Linked DNA regions of Homo sapiens: region 2 is linked to region 1. The links are chromatin loops, found by intact Hi-C in ENCODE. Cell type or tissue: adrenal gland. All regions are shown on one strand.

Region 1 (8,000 bases):
GGACATAAGACCTAGAGGGTGGCCAGGTGTGGTGGCACACACCTGTAATCTCAGCACTTTGGGAGGCCAAGGTGGGAGGATCACTTGAGGTCAGGAGTTCGAGACTAGCCTGGCCAACATGGTGAAACCCCATCTCTACTAAAAATACAAAAATTAGCTGGGCATGGCGGCAGGCACCTGTAATCCCAGCTACTTGGGAGGCTGAAGCAAGAGAATCGCTTGAACCCGGGAGGTGGAGGTTGCAGTGAGCGGAGATCGTGCCACTGCATTCCATGCAGCCTGGGTGACAGAGCGAGACTCCATCTCAAAAAATAAAATAAAATAAAAATAAACCCTAGAGGGTAACATCACTAGGTACCTCCAGTTCCTTGGAGGTTTTACTCCAAGATCAATGAGAAGAACATTAGGAAATTCACCCTGAGTGTCTGCCCTTCCTTCTGTCTTTAAATAGGGAAAGAGCAGGTTGGGAATGGTCCTAACGGTTAGGAAGTGTTCAGCTGCAGACAGACACCTCACCATGAGTGCCTTCAGCCATGGGGTTGGATTTTCCTGAATAATAAGTCTGAAGTGGGCCATCCAAGGCTTTCTGCACCTCAAGAATGCCAGAGCTCGGGATTGACGTTACTGCCATTCTGGTGGCTTCAACTCAGACTCAGCTCCAGCCACGACTGTCAGCCTCTTAAATGCAGTGGGGAGAGGAGAGAAAGGACATTTCCCAGAATTTCTCAGAGCAGCTGGCATTGACTCCCATTGGCCAGAACTGGGTCATATGGGTTCCCACAGCCAGCGAATGGGTAAAAATTCTTTGCCAAGGCCAATGTCAAAAAGGGTATTTCCTGGGTTTTCTTCCAGGATTTTTATAGTTTGAGGTCTTACATTTAAATATTTCATCCACCTTGCGTTGGTTTATATGGTGAAATGTAGGGGTCCAGTTTTGCTCTTCTGCACATGGCAGCCAGCAATCCCAGCGCCATTTGTTGAATAGAGACTCCTTTCCCCAACAATGGGATTTTACAAGCAAGCAGAGTGGGGTGGCCGGGGGTGCCCACAACAATCTTCTTCCCTGGGATGCACTTATGGGGAAGGGGGAATATTAGAGACACCGAGGATCCCCATCCTCAACTTCCCCAGGAGCTGAAGGTCATCAAGGCCTCAGGTGGTACCTAGCAGATGCCGACTGTGTGCCTAGCCTCATGCCTGACACAGAGACGTACAGGAGACATGGGCTGGTTCCTAAAACAATGGAGTCAGGTGATAGAAACAGGACACACACGTGCACACACACACGCACACAACTATATAAAGAGTGGGATCCTCAGTCGCTGCAGGCTGGCCTGATATAGTGGGTCCCAATGCCCTGGGCCTTGAAGAGTGGGAGGGTAGGGGGAGAAAGGAGAGGCAAGGGCATTCCAGGAAAGGGGCCCAGCCTGAGCAAAGGCAGACAGGAGCGTGTGATCTCAACCAAGAGCCTCTTTCCATATTGAAAAAACTTCTGTTAAATGGCAAGGTCTACACTGAATGCCAAGTATGCAGAGAGAAGAATCTCAGTCCTTTTCCTCAATGAGCTCATGGTCTTTCAGGCATCCATTCACTTCTACCCCCTGCCCACCCCATGCAAAACAATCGATGAATATCATTTGCTATAACCCAAGCACGGTGCTAAGCACTTCGCAGACATAATCTCAGTTGATCAGCACAATAAACCTACCAGTAGGAACCATTAAGACCCTCAGTTTACAGAGGAGGAAAAAAATGGGCACAAAGAGGTTAAATAGCTAGAGAGGCAGGAAGAGGGTAAGAGGGCATCAGTGGGGTAAAAGAATACTGTGTTCCCTGTAAATGTATATAATTACGATTTGTCCATCAAAAATAATATTAATACAAAGCAAACAAAAATACTATGTGCCAATCTTAGTTCAGCCACAAACATCCTGTGTGAACCTGGGCAAGTCCTCTCCCACCCTGGGCCTCAGCTTACCCACCTGTAAAAGGGATGCAAAGTCTCAGAGCTGCAAGGCTCTGAGGTATGAGGGTCTGCAGATGCTGCCGTGCATTAGAAATACCTGAGGACCTGCTAAAAGTCTTGATGTCCTGGTCCGATCACAGGCCAATTAAATCAGAATGTCGATGGGTGGAAGGCAAGCACAGCTTTGCTTTGTTTTGTTTGAGACAATGTCTTACTCTGTGGCCCGGGCTGGAGTGCAGCAGCGCAATCACGGTTCACTGCAGCCTCGACCTCCTGGATTCAAGTGATCCTCCCACCTCAGAGTAGCTGGGACTACAGGTGCTGCCACCACACCCAGCCATTTTTTTTTAATGGTCTCCAGGTGATTCCAAAAGTGAAACAAAGTTTGGGAACCACTGGTCTGAGGATTCCCACTTTCTGGCCTCTTGTGATACCACGGGGATAGCCTGAGACAGGATGAGGGTATTGAGCCAAAAAATAAATTAAATTAAATATCCAGAATAGGCAAATCCATGGAGAGAGGAAGCAGATGAGCAGTTGCCAGGGACTGGGAGGAGAGGAGAATGGGGTACAGGGTTTCCTTTTGGGGGAAATGAAAATGTTGGGAAACTAGATAGTGGTGATAGTTGCACAACACTGAATGTGCTGAACTGTATGCTTTAAGAAGGTGAAAATGGGGCCGGGCACGGTGGCTCACACCTGTAATCCCAGCACTTTGGGAGGCCAAGGCAGGCGGATCACTTGAGGTCAGGAGTTCGAGACCAACCTGGCCAACATGGCAAAACCTCATCTCTACCAAAAAATACAAAAATTAGCCAGGCATGGTGGTGGGCACCTGTAGTCTCAGCTACTCTGGAAGCTGAGGCAGGAGAATCAGTTGAACCCGGGAGGCAGAGGCTGCAGTGAGCTGAGATCCACCACTGCTGTCCAGCCTGGGCAACAGAGCAAGACCCTGTCTCAGACAAACGAGATGGTGAAAATCGGAATCTCTATGCTATGTGTCTTTTACCACAACATTTTAAAAAACAAAGCAAGCAGGGAGGGAGGGAGGGATGGAAAAGAAAAATAGAAATTACAGTAAAAATAGGGCATGACTTACAGGAGGTCAGAACTTTAAGGTCAAACAGGGGGACACCCAGGATAAGAGCTTAGCCTCTGGAGGCCGACCCAGGTTCAAATCCCCACTCTACAACTTGCTAACTGGGTGTTGTGTGATCGTGAGCAAGTGACCTCCCCTCTCTGATCCTCTATTGGTGCGTCTGTAAAACGGAGGTAAGCAAAGCACCGACCTCAGCGAGTGGCCGCGAGGCTGGAATAGCAAACGCCGGGCATACACGGCGTGATGAGTGAAGGCCGCTGTGACTCTGGGCCCGCGGGAAATCATCTCGGGAGTTTTGTGGGGACCAAGCACAAGGGAGGAGAGGCGCCCCAGCGCGAGGCTGTCCCCACCCCAACCCCGCGGCCCGGGGGCCCCGACTCAGCGCGGTCCTGGCCTCACCTGGTGCTGCTGACCGCCCACGCCCGCCGCCCGCCTTTCATCTCCCCTGCCCGTGGCTCCGGGCACTGCTTTCCCAATTGCCCGGACCACGCCAGCGCCCGGGCTCTCGGCTTCGCGCGGGGCTGGGCGGGCGGAGCGCGGCAGCCTCCAGGTAGGGCCGCCGCCAGGTGAAGCCGCGCCGCTTCGCCTCTTCCCGGTCTGTGGCGACACCTGCTGGCCGTCCGTGGAAGGACACACCCTCCGCTCCCACCACCTGCTTCCATTCAGCCCATTCATCACTCAGCCCCTCACTATGCGCCCTGCAGGTATCGCGCCAGGTGTCCGGGACTTTCAGGCAGAGAAATTAAGCAAAGAAAAAAATGCAGGTTGCATCATTTCTTTTTCAGACACAGAATAATTTTAGTTGGGGAGATCCCAGCCAACTTAAAAGAAGCTAAGAAACTCTCCATGGGATGGGAGTGGAACTAATCCAAGCATCAGAAACAGCCTGTGCAAAGGCCTGGAGATAGGAAGGAGCCCCGCTCTTTGGAGGAAGTGAAATTGACCAGGAAACTTGAGCAGAGTGGGATATGGTATGAAGTTTGCAGAGACCAGGTGAGACCTTCCTTCCACGCTGTCACTGTTACGTTGGAACAGGCCTGGAACGAAAGGGATCTGCCCTATTTTATAGACTGTGGTGGTGATCTAGAGGGATTCTCTCCAGACACATCTGCTGTGGGTTTCTGAGAATCATTTATTCATTCAACAAACTTTTCCTGAGCAGCTTTTATGTGCCAAGGGCTGTGCTAAGTATAAAATGCACAATGGCAATGAGACATATTCCTTGAGGTGCTCCTAATCTTGTGAGAATATCTAACCAGACCAGGAAGACTGGAGAAGTCTTCCTTTCTCAGGAGCTCTTTCAATCCTCCACATCCCAGCCCCCCAAGACAAACACAAAGGAATGAATCCATAATGGTGGACATTTGAGATAAGTGGAGGGTAGTAGAGGAGATATTTGAGCTTTTGAAAGCATGCTAGAGGAATGAATCCCTATCCCCACTGAGCTCCAGTTTTGTACAGGGAAAAAATTAAGTCACAGAGGGATTGAGTCAGGAAACCAAGCTAGACCGCTACAGAGATGTCAGGATCTTCAGGGCAAGTTAAGCTCAGAGGACTTGTCTTGGTAATAGGGGTTCACCCAAGTTCTAGGACAGAACTTTTGCAAGAGGATTCTCAAAACACACCCACCCAAGGCAGGCTGATGGAGCTCACATGACCCACCACCATCTTCTACATCATCTGCCTCAGCTGGAACTTGCCCGGAACCAGCTCCCAAGTCACTGATTGATGAAACCAAAGAAGGTTTACTAAGCACAGACCCTGTTCCAGTATTGCAGTCTCGGGCTGGAATACGCTTACAAAGATAAAGGCCACCCGTGAACAGCAAAGGGCAGGTTGATGTTTAAACAAATTATTTCAACCTGCTGTGATAAAATGAGGAAATGGAGGTGATTTGCAATTTTTAGGAGACACAGTAAGCTGTAGGATTCATCCTGAGCAGCTTTATGCATTAATCTGTGTTCGCACTGCTATAAAGAAATACCCAAGACTGGGTAATTTATAAAGGAAAGAGGTTTAATAGACTCACAGTTCCACCTGGCTGGGGAGGCCTCAGGAAACTTACAATCATGGTGGAAGGCGAAGGGGAAGCAGGCACCCTCTTCACAAGGCAGCAGAAGAACGTGAGTGCAAGAAGGAGGACGTGCCAGACTTTAAAACTATCAGCTCTCGTGAGAACTCACTCACTATCACGAGAACACCATGGGGGAACCACCCCCATGATCCAATCACTTCCCTCCCTCAACACGTGGGAATTACAGGTCCTTTCCTGTGTTTTAACTTCCCTCCAGGTGATTCTGATGCCCTCTGAAGATTGAGAACCTCTGATCAAGGAAGAAAAGTCCAGAGGAGCCTATAAATGTGTTTTTAACAAGCTACCCAGGCGATTTTGTATGACCCATGTGTCTGGAAACAGTACTTTAGTTGAAGCCACTGATTTTTCTTTTCACCTTTTACATTGCCTATTACATTGCCTATTTCTTCTTTATCTCAGAATGAATGTCTCATCTTCATTCTATAAGAATGTGGTTTTTTCTCATGAAGAGTCATGTTCCACACCAAAAAGCCAAGAGAACAGATGGTATCAACTAGAGAAATAGCAACCTAGGGCTCTCCTGATTTTAGCATTGAACGTCCCATGTCCCAGAAGAACCTTAACTTCTGAGCAAACTGGGACAGTTGATCACCCTACATGGATATTTATACATGGGCATTTACTGTGACCCAAAGAACAATCAACATAAAATGCTGAGAGTCTTGGATTATACATTCCACAACATTTTCATGCCAGTCCTAATTCTAATCCACATCTTGAAATCTTCACCATCGTTATCTTTATGACTTACTATTTCTGATCCACTTTAATTAACAAAGCTTACAGACAAAATGCTACACATTTCATTCTTCTGGCCATTTGACTTATGAATATCATTAAAACTTGACTGTGTAAATTGAAAATGAGCATTCTGTGATTTAGCAATTCCACTCTTAAGTTTCTAGGAGAAACTTCTAGAGAAGTTAGGTAGAAGAGACTTCTACCTTGCTACATTGATTGCAGTCCTCTTGGAATATAGAAGCAACACAAATGATCAACAGGAGAATGGATGACTATATTGTGTTGTTTTGAAACAGGAGAATGCTACATGGAACTGTAAAGTAAATGAACCAAAGCCACATATATCTACACGGATACCTCAGAAACATAGTCTTGTGTGCAGAAATCAAGTTGCAGGAAGCTATATCTACCTTATTCACATGAAGTATAAATGACTGCAACTGGTGTATAAATCTTACAGATGCAGAATATGTAATAAAAATACAAAAATAGGGCCAGGCATGGTGGCTCATGCCCGTAATACCAGCACTTTGGGAGGCCGAGGCGGGCGGATCACGAGGTCAGGAGATCGAGACCATCCTGGCTAACACGGTGAAACCCAATCTCTACTAAAAATATAAAAAATTAGCTGGGCATGGTGGTGGGCACCTGTAGTCCCAGCTACTCGGGAGGCTGAGGCAGGAGAATGGCGTGAACCCAGGAGGCGGGGCTTGCAGTGAGCCAAGATTGCACCACTGCACTCCAGCCTGGGCGATAGAGCAAGACTCCATCTCAAAAAATATATATATAAAAATAGATATGCAAATAATACACACAGTACAATGGCTACCTCCAGAGACAGGGAGGAATGGATGAAGAGAATAAGACCTGAAAGTGAATTTTAAGTGGATCTTTTTAACTTATCTCTTAAGCTGAGACACATGAATAATCATTGTGTTATTCTCTGAACTTTTGGTATGTCTCAACTATTTCATCGTAAATATTTTGCATATTTGTTCTTTGTGCAGGGATCCCTGCTGTTTTTAATATACAAAAGCCCCATGACTTGCTCATACTTTAAAACTCCTAGTCTATCTAAGCTAAAATTGAGTTTCTTGTGCTACACTAAGTTTGTATGTTAAGGAAACAGTCAGTATGTTTCTTGTTCATCACTGAATTCCCCATGCCTAGCAAAGACGTATTTGCAAATGAATAAAATATTGACTAAAACATCTTCATTTTATAGATGAAGAAACTGAGACTCAGAAGTGATATGGTTTGCCCCAAACCAGATACTGACATAGAGGGAGAGCCAGGGACTAGAACCCAAATATCGTGAATCTTCCAGGCCACTGCTTATTCCAATGCACCAGTGGTTCTTGAAGGTTCATCCCCCAATCTGCTTGTTTCTGGCAAGCCCAACAGTATACCTTCACAGTTTTGCCTCAGGGCAATGCCAGTTCTCCTATTTTCTGCCAGAATATAGTTCACAGAGGTATTGAACTCTTGGCTCACTGCACTGAAAATATTACACTGATTGGCTCTGCTGAGCACCAATGGAGTAGCCAGGTACTTAGATGCCCTGGTAATATATGCAGATGAGAGGGTGGAAAATAAATCCCACAGAAATTCAGGAGCACACCTCCTCAGTGAAGTGCCGGGGGCTCAATGCTATGAAGAATGTCAAAATTTCTCCTCCAAGGTGAAAGACAAGTTGCTGCATTTCACACCACCAAAAACCAAAAAGGAGACATGATGATTGGTAAGCCTTTCTAGATCCTAGAGGCAACATGTAATGCATCTGAGTGTGCAGTTTTGACCTATTGAGAGAGTTACCCATAAGGCTGCTAGTTTTGAATAGAGACAGAAAAGGCTCTGCAATAAGTTTAGGCTGCAGTACAAGCTGACCTATAACTTGGGCCTGTAATCCAGCCAACACAGTGACACAGTAGTGGTTCTAATGGATTGAAGATGAGCCTATAACCTGGACATTTCAGACTCCTTATGCCACTGAACCAACAGGAAAAAAGTGGGAGGAGTTAATTTATTGGCTGGAGTGATTGATGCTGATTACCAAGGGGAAATTGCATTGTGATATGGCTTGGCTCTGTGTCCCCACC
Region 2 (8,000 bases), 1.9 Mb before region 1:
TAATCCCAGCTACTCGGGAGGCTAAGGCAGGAGAATTGCTTGAACCTGGGAGGTGGAGGTTGCAGTGAGCCGAGATCGCACCACTGTACTCTAGCCTGAGCGAAAGAGCGAAACTCCGTCTCAAAATAAATAAATAAATAAATAAAGTAGTATTGGATTATAACCCAAAGTATAAAATAAATATTCATAAGTCCAGTGACATAAATAAGTAATAGAAAATAAAATGGAGGATAGATAAATTGAGAATTTCAAATCATTTATGATAATACTTGTCCCTCAAGGCTGGGCATGGTGGCTCACAGCTTGTAATCCTAGCTCTCTGGGATGCCAAGGCGGGAGGATTGCTTGGGCCCAGGAGACCAGCCGGGGCAACATGGCAAGATCCCATCTCTACAAAAAATGGAAAATTAGCCAAGTGTGGCGGTGTGCACCTGTAGTCCCAGCTACTTGTGGGGCTGAGGTGGGAGGATTGCTTGAGCCCAGGAGGTTGAGGCTGCAGTGAGCGATGGTCTCACCCCTATACTCCAGCCTGGGCAATAGAGTGAGACCCTCTCTCAAAAAAAAAAAAAAAAAAAGAAGAAGAAGGAACATCACTTCCCAGCCTTATGTGTGGGCTGTGCATCATGACTTCCAGAGACTACACTACAGAAAAGGAGGGAGAAGAGTAGCTTTATGGTGGAGAAATCTGAGAAACATGACCTTAGCCAGGTGGTCAAGGTCAAGATCAACAGTGATAAGTCATGTTGATGTATGTATGCTTGATAGGAAATGACCATTCACCTCTGTGGTCATCCCCCCGGGGAACCATAACCAAAGTCTAATTATGAGAAAACATCAGACCAACCCCTGCTGAAGGACATCCTTCAAAATCCCTGGGCAGTGCCCCTCAAAACTGTCAAGGCCATTGAAAACAAGAGAAGTCTGAGAAACTGTCACAGCCAAGTAGAGCCTAAGGAATAAACCGAATATGGGATGCTGGGACAGAAAGAGGACATTAGATACAAACAAACAAATATCTGAATAGAGCATAGACCTGAATGAATAGTCATGTATCAGTATTGGTTCATTAATTGGGACAAACATTCCAGAGCAATGCTGACAATAAGGAAATCTGGGTACAGGGAATTCGGGAACTCTGTAAGGTTTTCACAACTCTTCTGTGAACTTAAACTGTTCCAAAATAGTTTATTAAATATTTCTTTTGTTGTTGTTGCCCAGGCTGGAGTGCAGTGATGTGACCTCAGCTCACTGCAGCCTCCACCTCCTGGGTTCAAGCGATTCTCCTGCCCCAGCTTCCCGAGTAGCTGGGATTACAGGTGCGCGCCACCACACACAGGTAATTTTTGCATTTTTAGTAGAGGTGGGGTTTCACCATATTGGCCAGGCTGGTCTTGAACTCCTGACCTCAAGTGATCTGCCCACCTTGGTCTCCCAAATGGTGGGATTACAAATGTAAGCCACCACACCTGGTCTATTAGATATCTCTAAAAAGACATTGTGAAAATGAAAAAAGAAGGGTTCAGTAATTCTGTATTTATAGATGTGTATTAATAGCCAAAGTATATTCCAAGTCATCAAGAAAGCACACGGCTGCACCTTGCTTTTTTGGCAACAATTCTGCAGGCTCACATGGTGCTGTATCCTTTACAGTGCACCAGATTGAGAGGCTTGTGACATCAATTTGCCTCAAAACTGATGATGGTGACTTTATTTTTTATTTTATTTTTCTGAGACATAGTCTCGCTCTGTCGCCAGGCTGGAGTACAGTGGCGCAATCTCACTGCAACCTCCACCTCCCAGGTTCAAGCGATTCTCCTGCCTCAGCCTCCTGAGTAGCTGGGACTACAGGCATGCGCCACCACGCCCAGCTAATTTTTGTATTTTTAGTAGAGATGAGGTTTCACCATATTGGCCACGATGGTCTCGATCTCTCGACCTCATGATCCATCCACCTTGGCCTCCCAAAGTGCTAGGATTACAGGCGTGAGCAACCGCGCCCGGCCTGATGATGGTAACTTTGATGGCTTGGTTAAGGGGGTGCCTGCCAGGTTCCTCTTTTGTAAAATTTTTCTTTTTGTCATTAACAAGTAATCTATGGGTTTTTAAAAATGTTGTTAGTATGTAGAAAGGCTCAGAGTTGGTACATTTTAGTTAATTTTTTTTTTTTGGCATACGTAGGTCCTGGGGCAACCTTCTTCTCATCTGCTGACATACAGGGAAACTGAGGCCCAGAAAGGAGGAAGCACTTGCCCAAGATCACATTGTAGAGACCAAGGCCAGGTTCAAGTTTGGCTCCCTTTGCTCCTCCCTGCGTGTGACCACCCCTAGGGGGCAGGAAGTGGACCCAGTGGAGGGGGGTGCTAGAGATGGTTGCCCTGGGGTGTCACCATCTGCTATGTTGAGTGTCACCAATGTAGCCCAGCATTTCACAACCCACCCCAAAAGCCCCTCTGAAGGGCAGCCTCCTATTCCCAGGCAACTGCAGAGGAGCCTCAAGGGAGAATCCAAGTGGCCAGGATGATTGGAAACAGGAGACCAGGTGTGCACTAGCTTCAGCCACATCTGCATGGAGACCAGGCAGTTCACCTGTGGCAGGTGGCAGCTGAGCCTTGGCCCTGGTGGGCCCTGCTGGGGGCCCAACATTAGAGATGTGGGGGCCCCTCCTTCTCTTGGCAGTGAAACAGAAATATTCACCTGGAAGGAGCAGAAACAACAAATCATTCACCAAACAGACTACGGCTGGGAAAAAGCTAAATTCACTCTGAGAAGACAAGCCAACGAGGGTCCTATCCCAGGCTCTGGAGGCTGCAAATTCCAGTGCCGCTTTAATTGGGGCTGGCTATGATGCTCAGTGGGGACCCAGGCAGTGTGCTGGGGATGGGATGGAATTAAAATCAGAATCATTGTCTTTCCTTTTTAAATTTTGCAGTGGTGCTGTGGGCTGATACCTCCTTCACACATACAGAGAATCATCAAGGTCTGGCTTAAAAAGAGAGTTCAGTTGAAGGAATGGTTTGCCAGAAAAAAAATAAATGAAAGAGAGCTCTTTTTTTTTTTTTTTTGAGTCAGGGTCTAATTCTCTCACCCAGGCTGGAGTGCAGTGGCACAATCACGGCTCACTGTAGCCTCGACTTCCTGGGCTCAGGTGATTCTCCCACCTCAGCATCCCAAGTAGCGGGGACCACAGGTGCACTCCACCACACTCAGCTGATTTTTAAAACAAGTTTTGTAGAGATGGGGTTTCTACAGGTTGCCCTGGCTGGTCTCAAACTCCTGGGCTCAAATGATCCACCCAACTCGGCTTCCCAAAGTTCTGGCATTAGAGATGTCAGCCACGACACCAGCCCCATCACTAAATTTGATTATGGTTCAACTAGACAGGGAGCTCTCTTCAGGGAGGCAGACATGATCATTCATTCACTCACTTATTATTCACATAGTTCCTGAGCACCTGCTCCGTGCCAGACCCTGTTCCAGGAACTGAGAATATAGCAGTGGTCAGGACAGACATGTTCCTTGTCCTTAGGAGGCTTATAGTCTAGTCAGAAAGACTGACATTAAAAGGCACACTCAAGCTGGGCATGGTGGCTCACTCCTGTAATCCCAGCACTTTGGGAGGCTGAGGCAGGCAGATCACCTGAGGCCAGGAGTTTGAGACCAACCTGGCCAACACGGCGAAATCCTGTCTCTACTAAAAATACAAAAATTAGCCAGATGTGTTGGCACATGGCTGTAGATACCTGGGAGGCTGAGGCATGAGAATGGCTTGAACCTGGGAGGTGGAGGTTGATGTGAGCCGAGATCGCATCACTGCACTCCAGCCTGGGTGACAAGAATAAAACTCGGTCTCAAAAAAAAAAAAAAAGGCATACTCCTATAATTCATCATTATCATCATTGTTGCCATCACAATGACTGATATACTCATTATGGGACAAGTTCTTCACCTTCATAGGCACCATCTTGGAGGAGAAGGGGCTATGCTTCTCCAAGGTCGTGTCCAAGTCTAGTTTCTGCTTTGAAATGAGTGGAAAGTCCTCCTCTTCAACCACGGGCTGTGCCTGCCTGCTACCCCTCTTGGCTTTTTTCTTGAAGTAAGCAGCGTCACCATCTCTCCAGTTGTCCTCTTCCATTCTACTGCTGAGGGGAGCCCTGGAAAGTCACAGCCATGAAGTAACTCATCCTTGATGATGACATGGAGCCCTGGAGAGAGCAGAAACATAGGAGGTAGAGAGACCCGAGTCCAAATCCCATCTCTGACACTTCATGCTGTGTGACCCTGGGTAAGTCAGTCACCCTCTCTGAACCTCATTCCTCATTTGCAAAGCAGGACCAGTAATGCCTTCTTCCAGGGTCGTGGTGAGGATTAGAGAGAATATATTTATGCTGCTTAGCACAATGCCAATGGCAGTAATAACAAAATTGTATTTTGTTGTGCCAGGTACTGGTTAAAACAGACTAGCTCATTTCAACCTCACAGCAACCCAGTAATGTAGGTAGAATTATGACAGATGAAGAAATTCAAGCACAGAGAGGTGAAGTGACTTACCTGGGCTCACTCAGCCAGGAAGCAGTGAACAGAGATTCAGAATCTGCATTGTATCCACTATGCCATGCATTGAATAGCTGGAGTCTATGCCTCTTCTGGCGTTACATTTTTGCCTCCTAGTATTCTTTGTAATTGCCAGTCCACACTTCTCATCTCCTTTCCTCTTTTTCTTATTAGGCGAGAGGCATCTTAACTCAGCTATCTTTGTGAGGGTATTAGAAAAACTGCCTACAATTCTATATAGCTACCAGCAGGGGACGCCAAAGGATCGTGGATAAGCCCGTGCGGAGCCTTAGAAGCAAGGCGAAAAATCCTTAGGAGGCTGAATTAGGAGAGCTGGGACTTTGACAACAGCGAGAGACATGTGCCCAAGCTGGCCTGGTACACAATGGATGGAGCTTATTCCTGATTTTGCCCCTGTGGGGAAACAGAATTCGGCCTTTTTACTGGAAGAACCCTGCTCAACAGAGCGCCCAGCTGTAGTTGGTCAATAAATATTTCTGCATAAATAAATATATAGATTTGAACCAGGAGGAAGTTAAGGCAGAGGCGCCTCAATACAGACAGCAAGAAGGAGCTGTCTGGCTGGGCAGGGAAACTGAGCTCATGAGGGTCCCATGCAAGGAAGAGGCCACTGAGGTTTTGCAGCTACTTCTATGAAGGTGGGGCCAGGATAAGGAAATGCCAAGAGGTCATAGGGCACCAGGAACCTGCAACAGTGGGAGTCACGGTAGGCTGAGAAATGGCCCCTTGCAAAATATGCACTCCCTCAAAAAAAGGGGGAAGGTCTTTGCAGATGTGATGAAGTTAAGGCTCTTGGGATGAGAGATTATCCCTAAATGCCATCACATGTACCCTTACAGGGGGAGGCAGAGGGAGATTTGACACACGAAGGAGATGGAGCCAGGTGTGGTTGCTCATGCTTGTAATCCCAGCACTTTGGGAGGCCAAGGTGGGCAGATAGCTTGAGGTCAGGAGTTCGAGGCCAGCCTGGCCAACATGGTAAAACCCAGTCTCTACAAACAATACAAAAATTAGCCAGGTGTGGTGAAACACACCTGTAGTCCCAGCTACTTGGGAGGCTGAGGTGGGAGGATTACTAGAACCTGGGATGTGGAGGATGCAGTGAGCTGAGATTGTACCATTGCACTCCAGCCTGGGCAACAGAGTGACACCCTGTCTCAAAAAAAAAAAAAAAAAAAAAAGAAAAAAAGAGGAAAGCACTGTGGAGATGGAATGCAGAGAAACTTAAGGGTGTCAGCCTTGAAGACTGGTGTAATGCGGCCACAAGCCAAGGAAAGTTGGCAGCCCCCTGAAATTGGAAGGGAGAATGGGGTGGGTTCTCCCCTAGAGCCGTCAAAGGGGCCCTGCTGATAACCTCAACTTTAACGCAGCCATACTGATTTCAGGCTTCTAGCCTCCATGGCTGTGAGAAAATAAATTTGCATTGTTTTCAATATGTGTGGTCATTTGTTACAGCAGCCACAGGAAAGGAACCCAGATGCAGGGAGAGGGAGTGAGGTTACTGGGCTACTTAGAGAGGACCTGCAGACAGAGAGACGCAGCCACCAGCAGAGCCCTGGCTGGGCCTGGGGGGACTCTAACTGCCTCTTCTTACCCCTCCTGCTGCAATCACCTGTTGGCGCCTCCCATGGGCTGACCCCAGCCAGAAGGTGAAGGACAGGTAAGGGAGCCATGGGTGATGCAGTCCATCGGGCCAGCCTCCAGGGCACAGAACTGGTGGTTGAGGGGGACACATGGCTCATAACCAGTGCACCTGCTCTGTGCCCAGCATGCATGTGTGTACCCAGCCAAGATCTCCATTCCCCAGGACAGCTCCAGATTTGGGTGGATTTTCCTGTCTTCAACAACAGCAACTTATGTACATTGCAATGTGCCTTAGCTTTGGTGCTTTGGAAACACTTTCTTGAAAACACCTTGACTGATTAGGAAAAAAAGAGTTATCCGTTTGATTGCAAATGGCTTAATTTTGAGCTTGGGAAAATGGGGTGACTGGATAAATGTGAGTCAGGAGTCCTACCCTCAAAGAACCTCAAACCTAACTGTATTTCATATATTCCCAAGAAGGGGACACCCAACAGTAACAGGCAGTACTTGAACTGGTGGGATTCAGGCTGAGTGGATGTAATCCGGAAGAGCCCCCAAATCCCAGGTTCATGGAGTGGATGAAAGCATGCATTTTGGAGTCATCTGCCTGGGTTTGTAATCCCAGCTCTGCCTCTTAAGAGCTGTGTCACCTTGGGCAAGACACTTAACCTCTCTGTGCCTCATTTTTCTTACCTGCAAAATGGGGATAGCGATGATAGTGGTTCCCACATAGGTGTGCTGTGATGATTAAACGTGTTAATAAGCAGACAGCGCATCACACAGTGCCTGGCTGTGGTGAGCACTCCTAAGCACTTGTTCTTATCCTCACTTAAATAAATAAGCAACTTTGGGAGGCTAAGGTAGTGGGGATCGCCTGAGCCCAGAAGTTCGAGATCAGCCTGGGCAACATGGCAAAACCCTGTCTCTACTAAAAATACAAAAAAATTAGCTGGCATTGTGGTGTGTGTCTGTAGCCCCAGCTACCTTGGAGGCTGAGGCAAGAGGACCCCTTGAGCCCAGGAGGTTGAGGCTGCAGTGAGCTGTGATCACACCACTGCCCTCCAGCCTGAGTCATGAGAGTGAGACCCTATCTCAAAAAAAAAAAAAAAAAAAAAAAAAATCAGCAACAGCTGCTAATTGCTTAGGGCTTGCTATGCACTATGAATTATTGTAATGAAATCCCTACCACCAGCCTCCAAGGTGGGTTCTACTCTTCCTCCTATTTTCCATGCTGAGGAGGCTGAGGTCAGGGACTTGTCCTATGTCACACAGTGAGAGGCAGAGCTGGACTCAAGTCTCTCTGGCTGCAAAATTTGTCTTCTTAACTATTACTCCTCGTTGCCTCTAACATGGTGCAGAGATATTTCAGGAAACAGATGACTTAAGGAAGAGTGTCACAGAGACTTCCCAGCACAGGGCTGTGCCTGAGGTCTTGCAGCTTCCCGGTCTAGAAAGATCCCTTCTTGCAAATCCTAGTACACTTTGAACTCAGTGGCACAAAGTGGCTTGGGTCATTGGAGGAACTGAGTGACCTGAATCCATCCTGGTTCCTGAACCACTGGAGGAACCACTGAAGCACCAACTGCCTGGCCATGCCCAGTAGAGCCCGAAAGAAATAGCACGTCCTGAGCTTATAAGATGGGGATGCTTAGTGCAGCATCTGAAAAATTAAAAGTCAGTGTAGTCAGAAAATGGTTCGCGAGGGCAATGCCCCTTGTATCAGCCTGGCTCTGGCCTCAATTCAAATTGAGGAAATTGAGGAGAGTTTGATGAAGGGGAAAGTTTACCAATATGTGTGCAGGGTGTGGGAGAGCACGGTGCTCAGGGCTACTCACAGCAAGGAG

The links. Peaks named below come from ENCODE experiments on the same cell type or tissue, not always from the same donor. Only the 100,000 strongest peaks of a DNase experiment are listed, where the experiment ranks them.
Region 2: it touches region 1 in a loop (4-fold over the local background); 40 of 110 quality-filtered maps call a loop at or near these places.

The regions. Positions count from the first base shown.
Region 1 is chr12:115,913,695-115,921,694 of GRCh38, forward strand. No RefSeq gene overlaps it. Among named protein-coding and RNA genes, the nearest start is that of LINC02463, 31 kb to the left of the region's middle. In adrenal gland, CTCF peaks have their summits at 3,679 (motif pointing left) and 3,888; DNase peaks (open chromatin) are centred at 3,256 and 3,687; H3K4me3 peaks cover 501 bases; H3K27ac peaks cover 336 bases; H3K27me3 peaks cover 547 bases.
Region 2 is chr12:113,975,901-113,983,900 of GRCh38, forward strand. No RefSeq gene overlaps it. Among named protein-coding and RNA genes, the nearest start is that of RBM19, 14 kb to the left of the region's middle. In adrenal gland, a CTCF peak has its summit at 4,794 (motif pointing right); no DNase peak of the experiment used is centred here; H3K27me3 peaks cover 2,297 bases.